Linked DNA regions of Mus musculus: region 2 is linked to region 1. A link is a loop called in an ENCODE intact Hi-C map of the cell type or tissue named here. Cell type or tissue: gastrocnemius. All regions are shown on one strand.

Region 1 (8,000 bases):
CGTCTGGTCGCCCTGCCTCCATCTCTCATGCTGAGGCACTTACAATCATGTATCACCATGCTGGTTTATGTGGCGCTGGGGATGGATCCCAGGGCTTTATACATGCTTGGCAAGCACTCTACCCACAGCCTCAACATGCTCTGCTCCAAATGCCTCTTGCCCAGTGAGGCTGTGGCCCTTTAACTATCAAACCCTTTAGCCAGCTATTAAAAAAAAGAAAGAAAGAAAGAAAGAAAGAAAGAAAGAAAGAAAGAAAGAAAGAAAGAAAGAAAGAGAATAGAAAAGAAATAAAAACAAAAAACCACAAAACTGGACTTTGAAGAAAATATGAAATTTCCTGATTTAAAAATGTTGGCCTCTGAACCAAATGTATTGCTATTATTTTAGATGCTATTTGGGCCAAATGAATACATCCAGGTCATGTGGACCTGTGGGCAAGCTCTAGGCGAAGAAAAACAACAACAAAAACTTCTGAATCTAGCAGGCATTTATTTTTAAGTTGCTGTCTGTGTAAGAGTCAGGCGATGGCTCCAGTGGATTTCAAAGAAGAGTTCTGTTCCCATGGCAAAGTAGACCTTTCATTTCCATTTAGTCCAGACCTTCTTGTATCTTGCTTCCTTGCTCCTCTCCCTGCTCTTCCACTTCTTCCTCTTCCTCTTCCTCAGCTCCTCCTCCTCCTGTTCCTCCCCCTCCTCCACCACCTCCTCCTCCTTTGACTCCTGCTCCTTCTCCTGCTCTTCCACCTCCTCCTTCTCCTCTTCCTCCTCCTCCTGCTCCTGCTCCTTTAGCTCCTCCTACTGCTCCTCCTGCCCCTCCTTGTCCTCCTCCTCCTCCTGTTTTATCTTTTAGACAGGGTCTCACTATCTACCCTGACTAGCCTGGAGCTGGCATGTAGACTAGGCTTGCCTCAAGCTCATAGAGGTCCACCATGCTAAGTCAAACAGCTGGAGCTGCCACAACCACTCCCAGCTCAGTTTCTCGTCTTCCTTCCTTGTTTATTTTTTGTTGTTGTATGTGATGTTCTTTGTGGGTGTGTGGTGGTCTCTGTGTGTGTTCATGTGGGTGCACATGTGTTCATGTAGAGGCTACAGATCACTGCCAGTGTCTTCCTCAATGGCTTCTCACCTTGTATTGAGCCACATCTCTCACTGAAACTGGAGCATGCCCATTAAGTTAGTCTGAAAGGCAAGCCCCAAGGATTCTCTCACCTCTGCCTCCAGAGGTGTTACCTGCCACGCCCTGCTTTCCATGTAGGTGCTGAGGCAAACTAAGGCCTCCATATTGCATAGCAAACACTTTACCAACTGAACCACCTCTTCAGCCCTTGTATGTTTTTGATAGACACGGCATCCTTTGAGAAGAGGTCCTCACAGTGTAGCCAAGGTTAGTCTTGACTCTCCATGCTTCTGTTTCTGCTCCTCACACATTGGGATTACAGGTATATACCAACAAGCCTAGCTTCCTCTAGTGTGTTGACAGACGTTGGCACCGTGTCTAAAACTGTTAAGCATTCAATCTTCTTCCTCCTGGTGTCTCGGGGCAGGTCAGTCAGGTCACTCTTGTTCACCCACCCACATGCAAATGCTGCCTCTGCTTTGGCTCCAGTGGGTTTGGAAGTTGTCTTCATTAGGGTTCTACTGCTGTGAACAGACATCTTGACCAAGGCAACTCCTATAAGGGCCAACATTTATTTGGGGCTGGCTTACAGGTTCAGTCAATTAATATCAGGGCAGGAACATGGCAGCTTCCAGGCAGATGTGGGGCTGGAGGAGCTGAGAATTCCACATCTTGTTCCAAAGGTAAGTAGAAGACTGGCTTCCAGGAGGCTAGGATGAGGGTCTTAAAGCCCAAGCCCACAGTGATACACCTACTCCAACAAGGTCACACTTCCTAATAGTGCCACTCTCTGGGCCATGCATATTCAAACCACCACAGAAGTGGAATGCTGTGGATGCCAGGGACAGCTAACCACCCCTTACTTACTTAGGAAGGGAGCCTCCGTCACACTTTACAGCATACACTGGCATACCTGTTCCATATCACATGTGGCTGCTCACGACAATTGCTATAATTTATTGAGCACTTACTTTGTGCTTGATCTCTGCAAGGCTCCATGGAGATCATGCAATTTGATCCTTTCACAGCCCCAACATTGCCACTATGGGAACTGAAACTCAAGAGGACCAGAGCTCTGTACTCAGTTGTAGCTGGATCTCTGGTTTCTTTTATTGTAAAGCCATGCTCTCTGCCAGTTCTCTTAGCTTGCAGCATCACCCCCTAACAGGTGTCAATCATTGCCTCAGCCACCGGAAGCCTCAGGCCTCAGGCCAGAATCTCACCTGTCTGTCTGTCTGTCTGTCTGTCTGTCTGTCTGTCTACATGGGACCTCGAGTTCTAACCTCCTGGAAACTTTGACATTGCCACAAATGAAAGATCACCTTGATCTCACCCAGTCAGTCTCTCTCTCTTCCAGTGCCTTCCTCCCTTCTGCTCATTTTCCTAAACAAAGATAGCTGGAGCTCCATTGTGTGCCAGTGGGGCCTGGTGCCAGGGCTCCAGAGCTGGAGAGAATGGATGGCTGCCCCGAGGCTCACAGATGAATGGGGCGGGGGTGCTGATACAAGGATACAATGTAATGAGAGAAGAACACGAGCTCAAGGCTGAAGCAGAGAGAGAAGGCTGGACTTGGAAGCAAAGAGTATGTACCCGGTCAGAAGCTAGGGAAGGTGGTCCAGTGGACTGAGCATCCCCAACCTGGAGGAGTTGGTGCTAAACCTCATCCCCCACCCCCAGATCACACACACAGATCGTTTACTTGCATTCATAGGTCTCCTTGTCTCTACATACAGCCTGTGAACTACATATTGAACTCCCCAGAGGCTCTCTGGGCCTCAGTCTCCCCATCTGTAAAGTGGGAGTTAAGCCAATGGCGGTGATGCATGCATAGAAGAAAGAAGCCACTTTGTAGACCTTTGGGGGGCAGATTTAAAAGAGGCTTTCTATTAGGAGTACTTAACAAAACCACTACCTAGGAGTACTACTAGGAGTACTTAACAAAACCACTACTCATTACTTGTCCTAGGTTGCATTGCCTGGAGAAGACTGAGCTGAAATCAGGAAGAGAGAAGGTACCAGGTCAGTAGGAAAGAGAAATCGGGCAATGTGTGTGTGGCATGGGGGAGGCCCCAGTCTGCTCTGTAGCTGAGCGACTCTCCTGCCATGCAGTGCCAGCTCAGGGTCTTGTTAAGGATGACCATGTTCTCTGTCTGTGGATGATGCTCAATATTCAACTCCAATTCAGGCTCTGCCGGAAACCAAGGGGTTAGCTGGTTAGATTGGTTAGATGCAGGAGGCAAAATAGACTCTGGTGGGGCAAGCAGGCTTCACCACTGAACGGGAAGGCCTGGCTTTTCTCAATCAGGCTTACAGTCTAAATGGCAGAGCGGTACCACTAAAGCAAAGGGAGAGGGGGCTACACGCGCGCGCGCGCACACACACACACACACACCTTGCACTCTCCCACTTCCCGTGGAATCAAGACTCTGGATTGGTGGATGTGCTCTTCTGAATGTGACAACAGTTGGCCAACAGAGGACAGCAGATACATTTTTTATGATCCCGGGAAGCTCAGTCCGGTCACGTTTTCACGCATAGAGCATAGGCTCTGGAGAGGAACAAGGCATGTCTTAGTTATTCGGATCCTCTTTGGCCAAGAAGAGTGATGGCATCTCTGACGATTCTGGGGGTCCTTGGAGAGGAGTGTGGAATGGTGATTTCAGGAGCCAGTTGAGTTAGGGAAAGCTCCCTTATGTTGAAACCAAAAGTACATTTTGGGGGACAGGGTGACAGAACCAGAGGCCATGACCTTCCTTTCCAGTGGAAAGTGTCCCCTTCCTGCCCCAGCCCTATTTCCAGAGCCTGGGGCTGCAAGAGTACCGGTGGACTCGGAAGGAGAAAGCTCAACCTTATGTTTAGGTGTGAAGGCGGGTGGGTTTGGGAGTAACTCTCCGGAACTGAGTGGAGCGGGTCCCTGACATTTAGATTGGGGGTCTTCCAAGGGACTTCGGTCGCCCCATGAAGAGATTTAAGACAGACAAGGAATGGGCGGAAGAGCTGGGGGCGCGGCTAGCTGCCTCTCCTGCTTGTGTGTGTGCGTGTGTGTGTGTGTGTGTGTGTGTGTGTGTGTGTGTGTGTGTGTTGGAGGAAAGTTGGGGGAAGGGCCCAAGGCGATCCCTGCGGCAGGCACCGGGAGTTCCCAAAAGAAGGGGGCAGACCGGAAGACGAGTCTGAATCTTAAGTGGATGCTCCCCCATTTCGGGCACCCCGGCTGCTTCCACCTCCAGCTCACCGATCCCTGGAATCCTGCCTGCTCCCTACTTCACCACCCCCAATCTCCCAGAGGGAGGCACAGTGGCAGTTTCGTCTCTTGGCACATTAAAAGTGGAGAGTCTTCTCCCTCCCCTAGTATGGGGAACCCTAGGATCTGTTGTGTCCCTCTCCGCAGCCCCTCGCAACGGTCGCAAGTGACATGGCCGGGCCGCATTTCTAGGAATGCGAGTGACCGCAACTGTATCTGGAGAGGGTTTCTAGGAAGGTATTCCCCACCCACCCACCCAGCCACCCCCACCCACCCAGTCACTGGGGCGGGCGAGCTCCGCTGGAAAGCTCTAGCCTTCTCCACGGCCGGCCTGAGGAGCCGCCTCCCTAGCACGGCCAACCCTCGGCCGTCCCTGCCCCCGCCCCCGGCCGGCCACTGGACTGGGGGGAGGGGGCAGGGGCCAGGCCCCGTGGGGGGGCGGGGGCCGCCCGGGTGGGGGCGCGGCTTTGTGGCGGGTGCGGAGGCGGGGTGCAGCCCCGTGGGCACCGTGCGCTGCTCGAGCTTGCAGGAAAGCCTGTCTCTCCGAGTGTGGCTGGGGAGGGGGCTGGGTTTCTTTTTGTTTCTAGAAGTCCCCTTCACCCTCGTTTGCCCCCGCGTACCGCCGAGAGGATCGCGTGGAATGGCTGCAGGGCTCCAGGGCGCACCCCACCCCACGCACGCCCTCTGGGGCGCCAGAAGGCGCGGCCCCGGGGGGATCCCTGTTCCCAGGAGGAAGCGCGGTGAGTGTCCCAGCTCTTCCTGCACAGCTCCCTGCCTCGGGCTGGGGCAGGAAGCCGGGCAGGTGGGTGTCCAGGCCCTGGGGCGTGGGGTGCGGGGCGGCTGTCTGCCGGGCTGGGTGGGTGGGGGCCCGAGAGGGGAGGTAGCGGTGGGGGCTCGGGCTCGACTCTTCCCGGGACCCAGCTTGTCTGGGCTGCTACCACCCTGACGGCTGCAGACATGATCCCCACCCGAGCCCCTTTCCCAATGGGGCGTGTGTGAGACCAGGAGGTGGGACAGGGACAAGGCGGCTCCGACTTCCCTAGTGCTAGCTAGGGCTTGGAGATGAACCAGGAGGTAGAAAAATCAACCACCCCGCCCCCACTCCGGAAAACCCATTCGAGAAACTGACTCGCTGCGTGACCCCGATATCAATGCCGCGCAGAGCAAAAGCTGCTGGCTCGCTGCCGCGCCCGACACTCCACGTGCGTCCCGAGGCCCGGCTGGCAGGGCGCGCTAGGGGCCGGTCCCCGAGAGTCTGAAGCAGCTTACTACCTTCCCCTAAATAAAGTTAGGGGACCCCCTCCCTCTAGGAGCAGTTGGCTTTGGCTCTTTGGCTGTAGCCTAGCCGGACTAGTGTAAAATAAATAGATTAAAACTAGGTTTTAGGGTGAGGATCCGGATGTCTGGGACTGAGACGACACCAAGTTGGGGGTGATTAGGAAAAAGATATTTGATTCAGGTCGGGAGGGTGACGGTTCTGGTTTTTCTTGCTTCCAGTCCCACTAAGGGGAGCGGAGGAATGTGCCATTCACGTCTTCTGAGGACACATCCATATTTATAATTTATTTTTAGGAGAAGTTGTGAAAAAGGGAGGGGGCTAAAATGGGGAGAAAAGGTGTGCTTGCAGCGGTGTCCTCTTGGGAACCCAAAGCCTAATTAAGCTATTAAAGATGGAAATAATTTCTCCCAATCTGGATTGAACAGCAAATTTGACTTTAATGAGACAATTAAGAGTATAAACGGAACTTTATTTAGCTGGAGGTGGATGGGGTGGGGTGTTTGAGATTTATGCTTGGTAAAAGGACTTTTCGAGAACCCTGGTATTTGCTGGAATGTTTTCAGACTTGATCATGTGGGATGAATGGCAGAGTTAGACACAGTATCTCCCTCCACAGTGACTCCCTGGCTTTGGGGGGGGGGTGCAGATGAACCTCCCTACAGCAGGAAGAGGTAGGCATTTTTAGTTACTCTGCCTTCTTCCAAACCCTGTCTCTAGGGCAAGGCTGCCCGGAGCTGGGAACTGCGAACCCCAGAGGGGCTCACTTCAGAGAAGAGGCTCTGGAGGCGGTGGGCCCAGAATCGGGGTTTTGAGGGCGAGATGAGTTTGTGTTTTATCCAACTGGCCCACAAAGTCCCGCTTTTGGGGTCATCCTAACAGCAAAGGATTCAGGCCTTGGCAGCGCTGGAGGGAGAACAGTGACCCAACACACCCCAGGCTACCGATCTGAAACTAAAACCTTTAGAGGCAAAGGAAAGCTGTCTCATTCCGTCAAAGGGAAGGGGGTTTTGGAGCGGGAGGAGTTGGGAGGGTATTCTTATCTAGCTCCGTGCCAAATTCTCGGAACAAACCTACCGCGGCCCCTCTTCTTGAGAGGCAAAAAGATAGCAGAAGGGGGCAGCTCAGGTTCTACACACATACATCCCCGAAAGGCTTCCTGAGGCCTTTCAGCGAATGAGACCAGAAGGAAACTGTCAACTATGTGTTTCCCAAGGTGGAACCCTTAAACATCACCGAGATCATAAACTGTAATGCTATGCATAGGACTCCAGCTTCCATCTGTCAAAGGAGCAAGCAGCCGGCTCTTTGTTTCCACCTAGACTTAAGGATTTGTAATTCTTTCCTCAGTGTTGTACAAAGCATTGTATAAGAAAGTCTGGACAATGAGTTCAAGAGGCATGCAAGCAAATGCCCCTCTCAGGACATTCAGTCACCTGAATGACAACAGACACACACATTCCATATATGCACCCACACACTCTGGGCCAGCCATTTGCAAACTTGAATTTGAATTTAAGTGTTCACAGCAGGGGATAGAATGCCTCAGGTGACTTTGAACTGAATCCTTGGTACCAGATTGAGTGATTTGCTCTAGGTGGCACATGGACACACAGGTGACATTTGTCCTGCTTTGGCACACAAGAAAAGTTCTTTACTTTCACAGTTCCCTGTTTTCCTTACGCGACACAATGAGCCCACACTAATTCCAGGAGCCCACAGTGGTGCTGCGGCTCACCTGTGGGCGATGGCCACAGGGTGAGCTGTGTTTGTGCTTTGGGGACTCACCACCTTGAACTGGCTGCCAGATCCCTCTACTCTGCTAGATAATGTCACCAAATCAGTCTTTAATGATACTTGGACAAATAGAGTGCTTTCTGTGAATTAACGAGCCCAGAGCACCCGATGACATGCTCAGATCATGAGCTGTCATGGAGCAGAGGAAGCTGAAGGTGAAAATTACGGAACTGTTAAAGTGCAGAAAGTCAAGCTGAATTCAGTGTTAAATGTGAACCAATCCCTGCTTTCAAGGTGAGCATGCCCAAAACACAGGGCAGTGTTTACATTCAGCCCTCTGGGTCCACACATGTAATTATGAATATATTTAGCAAACTCCCCCCCCCCATGCCCTCCCCCCAGCCAGAGTTTACAAGCAGGTAAAGTAGCATGGTGAGATTATAAATCAGTGAGAGGTCACAGTCATGACGTCAGCAAAGCAGCGAGAGTCTTTTCACGTCCTCAGCTGCCACCCGCTTCCCTCCCCTGCCAATAAGAGAAAGAAAAAAAAAATCGACAAGGAACTGTTGAATACTCTGAATACATTTAGGCTTTTCTCCCCTGGCCTGTGTGTGTGAAATCTCATTAAGC
Region 2 (8,000 bases), 140 kb after region 1:
GGTATTTATATGTAGAAGTAGCATGGTTATCACAAATTGAACACAAGCTCTCCCATCACTTTTCACTGTATAGATATAGATAGATACATTTGTCAGCATCAAAACGATAATCTCCAATCTTTTATAGAATTTAAAATTTACTGTTGGAATATATTGTTGACAATAATTTATTATTCTGAGACTATAAAATGTTTTTTAAAAAGAACTAAGGTAAAAATTTAGATAAACTAATTAAAAAGAAATAAAATTGTTCAGAAATAAGTAAGACAAAGACCAGGAACAGTAATACTTACCTATAATTCCAGTTGTCTGTGGGGCTGAGATAGGAGAATCTCCAGTTTAAGGCTAGTCTGGGATATAGAGTAAGACTGTTTCAAAACAAGAAACCTCTGATGTATGTACTATACTAGCCAGACAGGCCAGGCCCCAGACTAGGCTCACTTCGCTGATCCCAGAAGGAATACACAGTACACTCAAGAGCTTCTATTCTATGTTTTGGGCTGGCAAAAAATGGCTCAGCTGATAAAGGCATTTGCTACCAAGTCTGCTTAGCCGACTTTGATCCCTAGGACCCACATGGAAGAGAGAACAGACCCTTGCAAGTTGTTCTCTGTATACACACAATAGCACTTGGGGAGCCTCCATGGAAATAAATAATTTTAAGAACTATTTACTGTGCACAGCACTGAGCTGCCACTGTCATGTCCCCGGGGGGGGGGGGGGGGGGAGCCTGGGAAAGGGGCACTGCAGGAGGGCTGCAAGCACAGAGGTCAAGAGCCACGCCTGGGGAGCAGGCAGGGCAACCAGCACTGAGGGCAGGGGGTTGTGCAGTGTCTGGAGCTTTCTTGGAATTCCCCACCCCCCAACACACACACACACACACAGAGAGAGAGAGAGAGAGAGAGAGAGAGAGAGAGAGAGAGAGAGATGCTATATTTATGGTACTTCAGAAACCTTGAACCAGATCAAATAACTTGTTGAAATAAGTATTTGGATGTAAAAGCTGTTTGGGCAAATTAACATACTTGCATGACACACAGCAGTTTGGAACAGCACTTTAACACATGACTGTGTGATAGAGAAATGAGGAGGATGTCAAACAGAGCTGTGAGTGTGTGTAGGGAGAAGCAGAAGTATAGGTACAGGGGCACAGGCACAGCAGACAAAGGAGCCTGTACCTGCTGAGGATGGCCAGTCCTCAGGCGCTGGAAGCTCAGGCCACTAGCAGGCCTACCTTGGCCCACTGCCACCTGCTAGGCCAGTGCTACTACTAGGCATGCAGGCCTGGCCCTTGGTAGAGCTGCTACTGCTGTCTCTCTTGATGCTCTGCCTGCAGGGTGGCATGGTGGGCAGAGTGGGTGGTATACAATAGCATGGAGCTCTAATGGGGGAAAAATGCTGAAGTGTAGCTTCTCACAGTTGATGGCTTCTAGCAGGTGGTAGGGGTGGGAAAAAGTCAGTTTTCTTTAAGAGGCTGCCCACTCAGCATTTGACCATACTCCAGTGAGTATGGGCAACACAAATTGGACTTGGTGAAAGGGACGGGGGTAGGAGAATAGACCTGGGAGGAATGGAGCATTGCATGAAATTCCTAAATAATAAAAATATTATGTTGGGGAAAAAGATTTACTAAATTAGTCCTTCACTTGACCCTCAGTACTCTATACTTACCTATCATGTATAATCTCTAGATTAGATTAAAAAACAAAACAAAACTTACGTTGGAGACGGAGAAAAGCTTTTATTTATTGCAAATGTGGCTTACTGCTTGATCAACTAATACTTTTTCCCTTGGCCATGAATAAACCTATCACACCTCTCAATGTTATGACAAACAATAACAATTCAATTCCCAATCTACTTTCATGTGAAAAAGAGATTTGAGCGATGCATATTTTAAATCTAAATCCCACCCAACACATAAACATAGACCTCAAGTAGAAGGCAGTCATGACACTAACTCTCACCATGGTTAGCATTTCATATCCACAAGGTGTACGGCATGGCTAGCCACCTGGAAGAAATGCAGACCCCAGCTCTCTAACTCCATCTGCTGGTAGGGCAGGGAAAGGGCCTCTGTAACCCGGTCAGATGACAGAGCAACAGCAGACTACATAAGGAGTTTGACCAAACAAATTAAACTGAGAAGTACCAAAAGAAGAGAGAGAGAGAGATTGATTAAGCTTTATGATTACAATTAAAGAAAAAGAAATCAGAGATGCTTTTTAAATTTCTTGAATTATTTAATTGAAATTTATGATTGCTCTCTTTTAAAAAAAAATCAGAGATGCAAAGAGAAAGACAATTACTTAGTGAACATGACAAACAGGGGAACCCAGAGTCAGCTGCTCCTTTTTGCCTATGATCGAGGCTGGCTTTGAGTCCTCAACCCTTATGCCATAGTTTCCCAAGTGCTGGCATACAATCATTATAGTCCTGTGGCACCATGTCTGACTGTACTGGGTTTGTTGACTTATCATTCTGCTTTTCCAAAACCCACAGAAACTCTGTGCTATAAATCTACATCCTGGTTTGCTGGCACACATATGGAATCCTAGTATTTGGGAAAGGCAAAGCAGAAGGACCAGAAGTTCAAAGCCAGTGGCTATGCAGTGAGTTCAAGACCAGCCTGGGCTATGTGATAGCCTGTCAAAAAAAAAAAAAAAAAAAAAGACAAAACCAAAACCAAAACAAACTGGGTGGTGGGAAGGTGGGAAGGATCACCAATGTCAAAGGTTCTGAATATTGCCTAAACCATAGGATTGCCCAATAAAAGCCATTTCTGAATCATCACCCTTTAAAGAGTCCTGTAGTCAAAATTCCCACTCTCCTATTATCTTTAATGCTCACAGCCTAAATGTATGTCATGAACTAGCACAGATGATCAAGCCAAGGTCTCACTGTGTCTGGAAGGTCAAGGACAAGAGGTCTGCTCTATGAACCCTTAATATGTGCTGCTTCCACACAGGATAAGGAAAAGATCTAGACAGCTAAGAAACCCAAAACCACATTCTATGTGACACTTCTGTAAAGTAACAACAAAAACAGCCTGCAAGGATAGGTCAGGGGAAGTCTTTCTAGTGTGCGTAAGGTCTTCAGTCTGACCCCTAGGATTGACCAAGGAAAGAAAAAGTTATGTGGAAAGTATTCAAGAAGTCTATGGATCTCTACAGTCTCCAGAGAATAACTAATAAACAACAAATCATACACAATATTATTTTGAGTCATTGAACTGAAATAAAGACAAAGTATGAGATAAAATAGAGCCAAAAACATGAGCCAAAAATCTCTTTGGCTCTTTTTGGCCTACTGAATTATGAGAGCTAGAGGATTCAAGTGGAAATCTCTGTGCCTAAAAGGCTCAGGGCAGCTAAACTAAAGTACAAGTAATTCTGAGAGCCTTAGAGTTGAAAAGTGAGTGAGATTGCCCCTGTTCCAGAAAGCTGTACATTAAAAAGCTACTAGTCATATACAGAACCTGAGGGTAGGGACTGTCATTTGGCTGAAGACTTGACTGCCAGGCTCTGCCAAGCATGAGAATCCGTCATACCCTGCCCAGTCTCAGATTAGCACAGCTACAGTTTTAGATTGTTTTAAAAAGAAGTGACATTCTGGGGGATGCCCACAGAAATACTCACCAGTCAATACGCTATAGTCCACGATATGCTTCAAGAAAGAAAAAATAAGGGAGGGAAAATGGGAATATAGAAAATGTCTAGGTTAGCCCAAAAGTAGGCCAAGAAGGAGTTAACATAGCAACCATTACATCTTTTTTAAGTGGAGTTTTAAAATACAGCCATGATAGACATGGACAGACAGCTTAGCCAGTAAAGGTTTCGCCTTGTGTCTTAGTGCTCTATTGCTGTGACAAGAAATCATGACCATGGCAACACTTATAAAAGAAAAATGTAATTGGGGCTGACTTACAGGTTAGGAGATTTAGTCCATTATCATGGTGTGAAGCATGGCAGCACACAGGTAGACATGATGCTAGAGAAGGAGCCAAAAGATCTAAATCTGGATTGACAGGAAGAGAGAGACACTGGGCCTGGCTTAAGCATTTGAAACCTTGAAGCTCACCCCTAAGTGATATATTTCCTTCCACAAGACCACATCCCCTACCTAATCTTTTTAAACAGTGCCACTTTCTTATGAGAAGCATTCAAATATATGAGCCTATGGGAGACCATTTTCATTCAAACTACCACAGCTCCTGAGCATGAAGACTTGAGTTCAACCACCAAACCCCACTCTAAGTTTTTTTCAGAATTATCTCTTTTTATTTTAAGTGTATGGGTATTTTCCATTAGCTTATGTCTGTGTACCCCATGCACACAGTGCCTGTGGAGATCAGAAGAGGATGTTGGACCCTCTGGAACTAGAGTTACAGTAGGTTACATCCTGCCACATGGGTACTGGGAATCAAGTCTAGGTTTTCTACAAGAGCAACAAGTGCTCTTGAATGGGGAACCATCTCTCTAGCCCCGAACCCCCCCCTTTTTTTTTTTTGAGACAGGGTTTCTCTGTGTAGCCCTAGCTGTCCTGGAACTCACTTTGTAGACCAGGCTGGCCTCGAACTCAGAAATCCGCCTGCCTCTGCCTCCCGAGTGCTGGGATTAAAGGCATGCGCCACCATGCCCAGCTCCGAAAATCCATTTTTAAAAAGCAGGATGTGGGTGCTGGAAAGACAGCTCAGAGGTTAAGAAACTGTTCTTTTCCAGAGAAGCTGGGTTCAGTTCCCAACACCCACATGGTGGCTCACAGCTGTCTGTAACTCTAGACTCGCACACAGACAAAACATCAGTGCACATAAGGAACAAAAGCTGGGTGTGGTAGTGGGCACTTGCAATCCCAGGACTGGTGAGGCCAATATTCCTTACAAACAAAATATACAACCATGTATACTGCCTGACACTTTGTACCCTGAGAGAAATTCCATTCAGGGTTGTCCCAGAAAGTGGTTGTAATACTGTAGTTCTCTACTTCTGGGTGCTGGTGCCTGCATAAGGTGCAGAACCATGAATAAACCAGGCCTCAGTCCTCGGTCTTCTCTTCCTCCGTCAACCGGTCATAAGGCACGCCCCCATGAGGCTAGAGGTGCACACTTGGCAACAGATGGCATTGTAATAGTAGGAACCATTTACATGGGCAGCTTCTTCATGTAACTTGCTTATGCTTTCAGGACCTGCTCGGGCATGATCACGTGTATACCACTTCTATTTGATAACAGATTGCTGCTGTACATGTCCTGCATCATGACTTGTTGGGTCAGAAACATCCAGCTCATGATGGGCAGCTCAGGTCTAATGGTAACTCGGTGGCCCACTGTCCAAAGTTCAATTTCCATAAAAGCCCAACAGCAAGCCAAAAGCTGTCTTTCGAAGGGAGGATCATTGTATGCAGATGATATAGAGCCTTGCTGCAAAAGCCCAAAGGTCTCTTCTGTGATTCACCTATAGAGGCCTGCAAAGGCTCCAAACAGCATCCCTATCTGCCACTGCCACTTCAAGGACTACCAGATCTAAGGGCTCATATGTTCCAAGTGGTAGAACAGCCTGCACGGCAGCTTAGACCTATTGAAGAGCCTTCTCCTGTTCCACACAAAGCTAGTAGCTTTCTGAGTCTCTTGGTATATGGGCAGGAGTAGCACACCCAAGTGAAGAATGTGCTGTCTCCAGAATGCAAATAGACCCAGTAAATGTCGTTGCTTCTTTCTTGGTGGTGGGAGACACCAGGTGCAATAACATCCTTCACCTTAGAAGGAACATCTCTGCATGCCCCATGCAACTGGACTCCTAAGATTTTCACTGAGGTAGATGGTCCTTGAATTTTGGTTGGATTTATTTCCCATCCTCTGATATGCATATGTGTTACCAATCAGTTCAGAGCAGTTGCTTCTTCCTGTTTCCTTGACCCAATTAGCATAATGCTGCCTACATAGTACACCAATGTGATATTTTATGGAAGAGACAGATGATCAAGATTTCTTCTAACTTAGACACAGGCCTGGAGAGTTAATATATCCTTGAGGCAAAACTGTGAAGGTATACTGCTAGCCCTGCCAACTGAGAGCCAATTATTTCCAGATACCTAGAAAAGGGCATTTGCTAGAGCAGTAGTTGCATCTCAAATACCACCACCAGCTCTGCACAGGTGAGAATTTATCGATCTTGAAACTACAAAAAATACGGTGAATTAGCAAGTACAGAATGTGTGAATTGTGAAGGCAGACTGTGTTCACTACACCACGTTCAAACCAACTTTCCAAACTATGTCTGAGAATAGCTCCACAAACGCAAGGAGCCCAGGCTCACCTGCTAGTCGGCTCTATAAGTGTGGCATCAGGCTTCTGTTCTGTCTTGTTTTTGCAATCCTAGGGATGGAGCCAGGAAGACATATGATGGTCACGCTCCTCCTATTACTTCTGAGACTTCCTGCCACAGAAAGCTCTCGTCAGCAGTCGGAGCTGCTGGAACCCCCTGCACTGCTAAGAGGTTGTTTCACGTGGCAGCCCAGCTGCTGGATGTCTCGGCAAGGAAAGCAAACTCGAGTCAGTCTGACAGAAGGTCTGTCTCACCCAAACCCCGGAAGTCACTTTAAAGCAGCCCTGAGCCAGGGCCAGGCCAGGGGGCTTCTCCAGGTCCACACTCAGAAGTCTGGTTCCACAAATGTGTGTAGATCTGTCTGCTGCCAAAGCCGGAAATGCTGTTAGGCCACATTACTGAGCATTGATAAGCATTTATTTTTGTTTGTTTGTTTGTTTTGTTTTTTGTTTTTCGAGACAGGGTTTCTCTGTGTAGCCCTGGCTGTCCTGGAACTCACTTTGTAGACCAGGCTGGCCTTGAACTCAGAAATCCGCCTGACTATGCCTCCTGAGTGCTGAGATTAAAGGCGTGTGCCACCATGCCCGGCTGATAAGCATTTATTTAAGTGAAATATTTTACTGGAACTTGGACAGGCGGGTGGCTACCAGCATGGCATGCCACCTTCTGGTTGATGAGGTAGAATTAGGACATAGGAAGCTACATTTGGAGTGAGCGGCCATTTGTGGTTTGACAACCCAGAGGGACATCAAACTAAAATATTTAAGTTTCCATAACAAAGAAAGAACATTTTCAGTAAGAAAAACAGCTTCTAAGACCAATTATGAAACAAAAAGTCTTCTTTCTAAGTCACTACAACTTTCTACTGGCTTTTGACAATACCAGGCCACACCTCACCCCAGCCAAAGTCAGAGGAAGGGGATTCCTCTGCAGGCCGATGGAGCCATGCCCACACCCTAGAATGTAAACTGTTCTCTGCTGCTCACATTCACAGCCCATGTTTCATGAGAGCACCCATCAAGTCAATTGGTCTCTCCTGAGCCTTGTCAGCACTTGAGATTTTCTCAGTGAGAGCATCAGGGGGCTCTCCAACACTAGGCTCTACAGTTCAGTAGCCAGGATGGTTCCTGGGCCTGAGGTCCAAAGGGGGCTTCCTACTACAACTGATGCCACTCCTTACAGGAGTCCAACTGAGAGACTCCCACACCACACACAGTAAGTGAGGAGACTCCTCCTGTCCCCTAGCAGAGATCCAGGTAGCTGCTTTCTAGGCCAGCCCTCTTCCAGGCAGTGATCACCCACTTGCCCAAAGACCCTTGATTATCAGGCTCCTCCTAAATCTATCCATCAGTCATGTCCTGCATTAGTCCCCAAGGGAGTCCTCCTAAATCTATCCACCAATCGTGTCCTGCATTAGTCCCCAAGGGAGTCCTCCTAAATCTATCCATCAGTCATGTCCTGCATTAGTCCCCAAGGGAGTCCTCCTAAATCTACCCACCAATCGTGTCCTGCATTAGTCCCCAAGGGAGTCCTCCTAAATCTACCCACCAATCGTGTCCTGCATTAGTCCCCAAGGGAGTCCTCCTAAATCTACCCACCAATCGTGTCCTGCATTAGTCCCCAAGGGAGTCCTCCTAAATCTACCCACCAATCGTGTCCTGCATTAGTCCCCAAGGG

The links. Peaks named below come from ENCODE experiments on the same cell type or tissue, not always from the same donor. Only the 100,000 strongest peaks of a DNase experiment are listed, where the experiment ranks them.
Region 2: it touches region 1 in a loop (6-fold over the local background); 3 of 42 quality-filtered maps call a loop at or near these places.

The regions. Positions count from the first base shown.
Region 1 is chr16:13,443,096-13,451,095 of GRCm38, forward strand. Gm32817 (predicted gene, 32817) reads left to right here and starts at 4,857. Exons shown (of 4, transcript NR_169006.1): 1 at 4,857-5,097. Gm53058 (predicted gene, 53058) reads left to right here and starts at 4,857. Exons shown (of 5, transcript NR_169187.1): 1 at 4,857-5,097. It overlaps Mir193b (microRNA 193b), which reads left to right and starts at 6,428; the gene lies at 6,428-6,506. In gastrocnemius, a CTCF peak has its summit at 3,585 (motif pointing right); DNase peaks (open chromatin) are centred at 2,558, 3,594, 4,331, 4,889 and 1 more place; H3K4me3 peaks cover 3,577 bases; H3K27ac peaks cover 4,250 bases.
Region 2 is chr16:13,578,940-13,586,939 of GRCm38, forward strand. All of the region lies in intron 21 of Parn (poly(A)-specific ribonuclease (deadenylation nuclease)), which reads right to left. Among named protein-coding and RNA genes, the nearest start is that of 2310015D24Rik, 62 kb to the left of the region's middle. In gastrocnemius, a CTCF peak has its summit at 2,049 (motif pointing left); DNase peaks (open chromatin) are centred at 1,241 and 6,576; H3K27ac peaks cover 1,856 bases.